Linked DNA regions of Mus musculus: region 1 is linked to region 2. Evidence: chromatin loops called from intact Hi-C (ENCODE). Cell type or tissue: heart. All regions are shown on one strand. Region 1 overlaps Igf2r (insulin-like growth factor 2 receptor). Region 2 overlaps Plg (plasminogen).

Region 1 (2,500 bases), 270 kb after region 2:
ACTGCGGACAGCACATGCAGTGCACTTGCCCCAAGACAGCCCGTGACACCGCTAAGAGATGGACCTTACTTTTAGCTAACATGCTGGTCAGCCCAGAGTTCCTTGTTCTCTCTGTGTCCCGAGACTCTTGGCTCCAGCAGTAAGGGCAGAGGGAAACTGCTTTTTATAAGAAATTCACCACTGAGTGTCAAATGACAAAGAAGCAGTCCTTTTGCTTGGTGTAAGCCAAACTTGGTCACTTCCCAACTGTCACTGAAGCCTAGACTGCCTACCTGGCAGCATGCCTACAGGGCAAGACTTACGGTCTTGTTCCCTCGGAGTGTGTGTCAGCCAAACAGGCAGGCTTCCACTTACTTAAAATAAATCTCGCCGAGGCTGAAGCTCTTGCCGGTCACAGGGTTGGTGAGCGTTCCGTTCACCATGGTCACCTCCTGAGGCCTCACCGCGCAGGCAGCCCGTGAGTACCAGTAAAAGTAGTAGGTGCAGCTGACACTGTCAAACCTGAGAGGGAGCAGACACGGTTACCTCGGGGCCACACACAGCAAGGCTGCCACACACATAGCTGGAGAGGCCTGCAAGAGGCAGTCGCCCGGGTTCTTAAGGGTCCTTGGGAGCCACCGCTGTTGGTCCCCACGGGGACTGTGTGAGTGACAGCTCTGGGCCAGGACGACTGTCCTGGTCACTATGCTTCAGCACAGTACGAGGATAACATTAGCAACGTGGGAAGCAGACGAGGATGCAGTGCCTGCTCACCCTAGGGACACAAACCTGTGACTCCAGCCACTGAGACAGAGGTAAAAGGTGGCAAGTTCCTGTCACAGTTACAGAACAAATCCAAGGCCAACCTGGACACGTTAGTGTCATCCTGTGTCAAACAACAAGACAGCTGGAACTACCGCTCAAGAGCACAGCACCTGCCTGGTTTGCTCGAAGCCCTAGGTTCAACCCCCATCCCCACAGAGAAAAACCAAACTCAATAAAAATGCCTTAGCATATGAAGCTGGAAGCTCTGAACCGAGACTTGTACAAATAGTCTCTTAGTCTCAGAAATTAAAGACCCTTTCAAAGCAGTTTCCAAAACAGCAGTTCACATGCTCCCCCTGTTGGCCACAATCCCTCTAACATCACCCAACAACTGCCTGCAACACCCAGAACCTGCTTGTTGGTGGTGCAATCAGCACCCCCTTAATTCTCCCATGATGAGGGGCAGCAGCCAGATCTGCACTGCTCAGGCTAGCGTCAGCACCTCCAAAGCTGATTCAGGAGTATGTTTCTTAAGGCAAACCAGGCTAAAAAAGCTGAGGTGGCCTTAGCCCTCAGATGGAGTAGGGGTACCTCCTGTGGGAGACAATCTGTCCTCTAAGGCCTCAGTCTCAGTGGGCATTTCTGCCACACACAGTGCCAGTCCCAGACACCCTCTCCTCTGTGTGCACATTCCCAACTCCCACGTGGAAATGGGGGAGGCAGAGAGCACAGTGTGCTCGCCTGTGGCTCACCTCTTGAATGCAGGCCTGCCCACAGTCTTCGCACAGGTCAATTCGATTACAGACGATGCAGTCTTATTCCCACCACAAGGATAGCCTTTCGAGTAAGTAACAATGACCGTTTCATCTGAAACATGAGACAATGAGTTGGCATTATTTCTAGTGCACTGCAGAACAATATCGGGGCTTAAAAATCTACTGCAAAGGCAAGTGCCGGCTGTCTAAAGGTGCCCTCCATACTCAATGGCAGTTACTGGCCCATACACTCAACCCATACCACCATAAGTAAGGAAGCAGCAAGACCATGAGCTTCCTGGATCCTCAGGAATGAATGCTAAGCCTCCATGGCCACACCTATATGACTAGCATCCAGCTCTACAGTAGTCAGGAACTTCGGGAATAGAGAATTCCTAAGATGTGAGTTTGCCCAGCTGGTTCATGTGTTGAGATTTTAATTCTCAAAGGGAGGCCACTTTCTTGATTGAGTTTGTTATTAAAGGCCATGGGAATTCCCTCAGAATCCCCTCTCCATTTCAATATCCATGTCACCTTGTAGTTCAAACAGCGCAATCGGGATCCTACTCTAGCCTTAGAGGCAGAGTAGAATGTCTAACCCCCAACACAGCCTGGTCCTTGTGTGCTCCCTTAGTTGGGAAAATGTGCCTGTCCTCTAACAGCCGATCCCTTCCTTCCCTTGATGATCGTGTCATGATTCCTAGCCAAGAGCTCAAGGGAACACGGAGCCATCTGTACAGCGCCCTGTGTGACCATAGCTTTTTTAGATGTGTGTAGATGTACATTGAGAAGCCAATGTGCATCCGGAACATGATCAGCGAAGGTGCTTTGAACAGGCTCCCTGTGCCTCAGAGTATCAAAACAGCATGGACTTCATGTTCCAGGAAGGGGGTAGAAATGCTTCAACTAGTCACCGGGTTTCCACCAAAGCTCAGGCACTTTCTCCATCACACCAGGGACAGCCTCACCTTGCCAATCTTGATGCAGCAACTGAGTCAAGT
Region 2 (2,500 bases):
AGGAACTTTGGAACCTTGGAAACTGATGTTTTACCCATGGAAGTGCTAGGTCGTCCTTAAGTGGTTTGCATTTAAAGAAAAAAACCTGTGTGCTACAAACTCATGGGAGTTAGATGTTGTTCCTATGTGCAGACGAGGAGCCTGATGTTCAGAGACGGGGGAGGGGTGGGGGGAGGGGTGCGGGTGTGTGTGTGTGTGGAGGAAGGTACAGCAGGAAAAGCAGAGGCTGGCTGCAGAGACCTGGGGAGGAGCCCCGCTTCCCGCTCACCAGCTGTGGACAGTTAGGGAGATCTCCCTAGTGGTCTCCTAGGCTGGAGGCCTGCTGTAGGGCTGTGGTGGGAGAAGCAATGAGAGAAAACCCAACTCCAATTGATTTAAGCAGAAGGAGAGAAATTTCTAGTGATCAAGAAAGTCAGACCTCTCTAGTGCTGGCCTGGGACCTCGGGCTCTATCCAGCCACCATCTGGGAGTCATTCAGGTCACACGAGGATCGTGGCTACAGATGTTGGGTTACTTTTGGCTCTCTCAATGGGAATAAAGGGTGTCACTTTTCCCACAGTGGGAACAATAACCTGCCTAGGCTGGGAAAGCTCAGACTCTGGTCCTGAGCCACGTTTTTCTGAACCAGTTCCGCCTGGCTCAGACCTTTGCTACATGATCTGCTCTGTAGTTGGGGGCAAGGCCCACGCACGCCCGTACACAACAAGAGCTGATCCCTCAGCCGCCCTTGGAATGTTGAGTGAAAGGCTTCTAAGCCCCGCCTCCCCACCCCCAAAATCAACTTTGTGATTGATCTTCATTGTCAACTGGACAACTAGGAGACATAGCTCTGGACATACCATGGGCATTTTGGGGGTGGGGGGGATGGTAAGAGGGGGAGGTAGCCCATTGAGCACCAGAACCCCCTTTCTCTGTTCCCCGTATCCATAAAGACCTGAGTAAACATACTTCTGTTACAGTTGCAAACTGCAGCTGCTGCTGCTGAGCCCAGCTTTTTCCAGAGTTTTGTAGCATGCCTTTGCTTTGCTAGCACAGAGCAGCCCAGAAATCACGGACAGTCCCTTCCCCAGACGCTGTGGCTAGACTTGTCTCTATCACCAACATCAACATCACCAACATCCCCATCATTCACAGTCACCCTTATCACCATCATCGTCATCATCATTTCCACCTCACCATTACTAGATGGCAATAACGACATCTAGTCAATCAGCGATTTTAGCTTCCTAGGTAAATCTCTCTTCACTTCACGCCTCAGGCTTTCTCAGATTTTCAAACTCCAATGGCTAGCTGGTGTTGAGGCTGAGGATTCTTCTAGATTGGTTTTTGCTGTCCTCCTGGATTTTCAGGGGGCCTGACTACTGCTAGACTTAGCCTGGTGCCCCCCCACCCCCCCCCAGTAGGGCTTTTGCCCCTAGGTCATTTACTAGTACCCTTCAGGCCTCCAGAGATGCCTTCTCTCCTTTGGCCACCAGATGGCAGCATATCTTCACAGACCACAACGTCCTGTAAACCACCCAGAGGTGGTTTCCTCAGGGCTCAGAACAATTTCAGCCTAATATGTATCTCCACTCCTGGACTTAGTTCGAGCAATGCCCACCATCCCTTCTGGTCCCATGACCTTAAGACATGTCTCTTCCAGCTCCTATAATCACCAGACAGATTACACATTTTTCTGAACCTAAGACAAGTCTAGTCCAAGTGTCAGGGGAAGGCACTGTCCTTTATTTCTTGGCTGCTCTGTGCTAGCAAAGCAAAAGCGTGTTACAAAACTCTGGAGAAAGCTGGGCTTGCAAACTGGAAAGCTGGGTTCTCGTCAAGCTCGCTAAGTCCTGGGTGGATCCCTCTGCACAACAGCCCTTCCTCTGGCATTGCTGCAAGTGTTCTGGCTCAGTCTGGCGTCTGGCACACAAAAGCAGCAGGGTTTTTTTGTTTGTTTGTTTGTTTCTGTTTTGTTTGTTTGTTTTTGTTTTTTAATATATAAAGAAGAGATACAACTCATAAATCGAGTAAGGGATTAAATGTTCCCTTTCTCTCATTGCTGGAGAAATATAGATTAGAAAAATGAATCAAAACAATTTACACCTATTACATTAGCTAGTTAAAAATTATTAATATTTTAATAATAGTTCAACGTGGACACTCGTGAGGGTGTTATGGACTGATGTTTTCTGGTGTGTTTTCTGGCCATACCTATCTCGAAAATATCCTGAATATAAACATGTATATGTTGTTTCTGAGAACTTAGACTTAAGAAAATATCATGGGCTGAAAATAGATGGCAGAGGTAGAGGTGTGGAGCCTTTGTGAACAGGGAGTGGGGGCGGGAAGGGCCCACAGCTCCAAGTTCCAGGTAAACACTGTCCACACTAAGCCTTGGTTTCCTTAATTGCCTATCAGGAATCATAGAAGTTGCTACTTTCTGGAACTGGTGCAAGAAGTAAATGAATTAATTAGATGAATTAAATGAAATTGTACTATGTTACCAGCTTGTTCCTTG

What was found. Hi-C counts contacts between places; a loop is a spot of excess contacts. Peaks named below come from ENCODE experiments on the same cell type or tissue, not always from the same donor. Only the 100,000 strongest peaks of a DNase experiment are listed, where the experiment ranks them.
Region 1: it touches region 2 in a loop (7-fold over the local background); 1 of 42 quality-filtered maps calls a loop at or near these places.

What each region holds. Positions count from the first base shown.
Region 1 is chr17:12,688,636-12,691,135 of GRCm38, forward strand. Igf2r (insulin-like growth factor 2 receptor) reads right to left here. Exons shown (of 48, transcript NM_010515.2): 42 at 1,497-1,611; 43 at 355-501. Among named protein-coding and RNA genes, the nearest start is that of Slc22a1, 14 kb to the left of the region's middle. In heart, a CTCF peak has its summit at 1,101 (motif pointing left); a DNase peak (open chromatin) is centred at 366; H3K27ac peaks cover 849 bases.
Region 2 is chr17:12,414,941-12,417,440 of GRCm38, forward strand. All of the region lies in intron 17 of Plg (plasminogen), which reads left to right. Among named protein-coding and RNA genes, the nearest start is that of Plg, 38 kb to the left of the region's middle. In heart, a CTCF peak has its summit at 1,474 (motif pointing right); DNase peaks (open chromatin) are centred at 291, 481, 1,481 and 1,761; H3K27ac peaks cover 1,130 bases.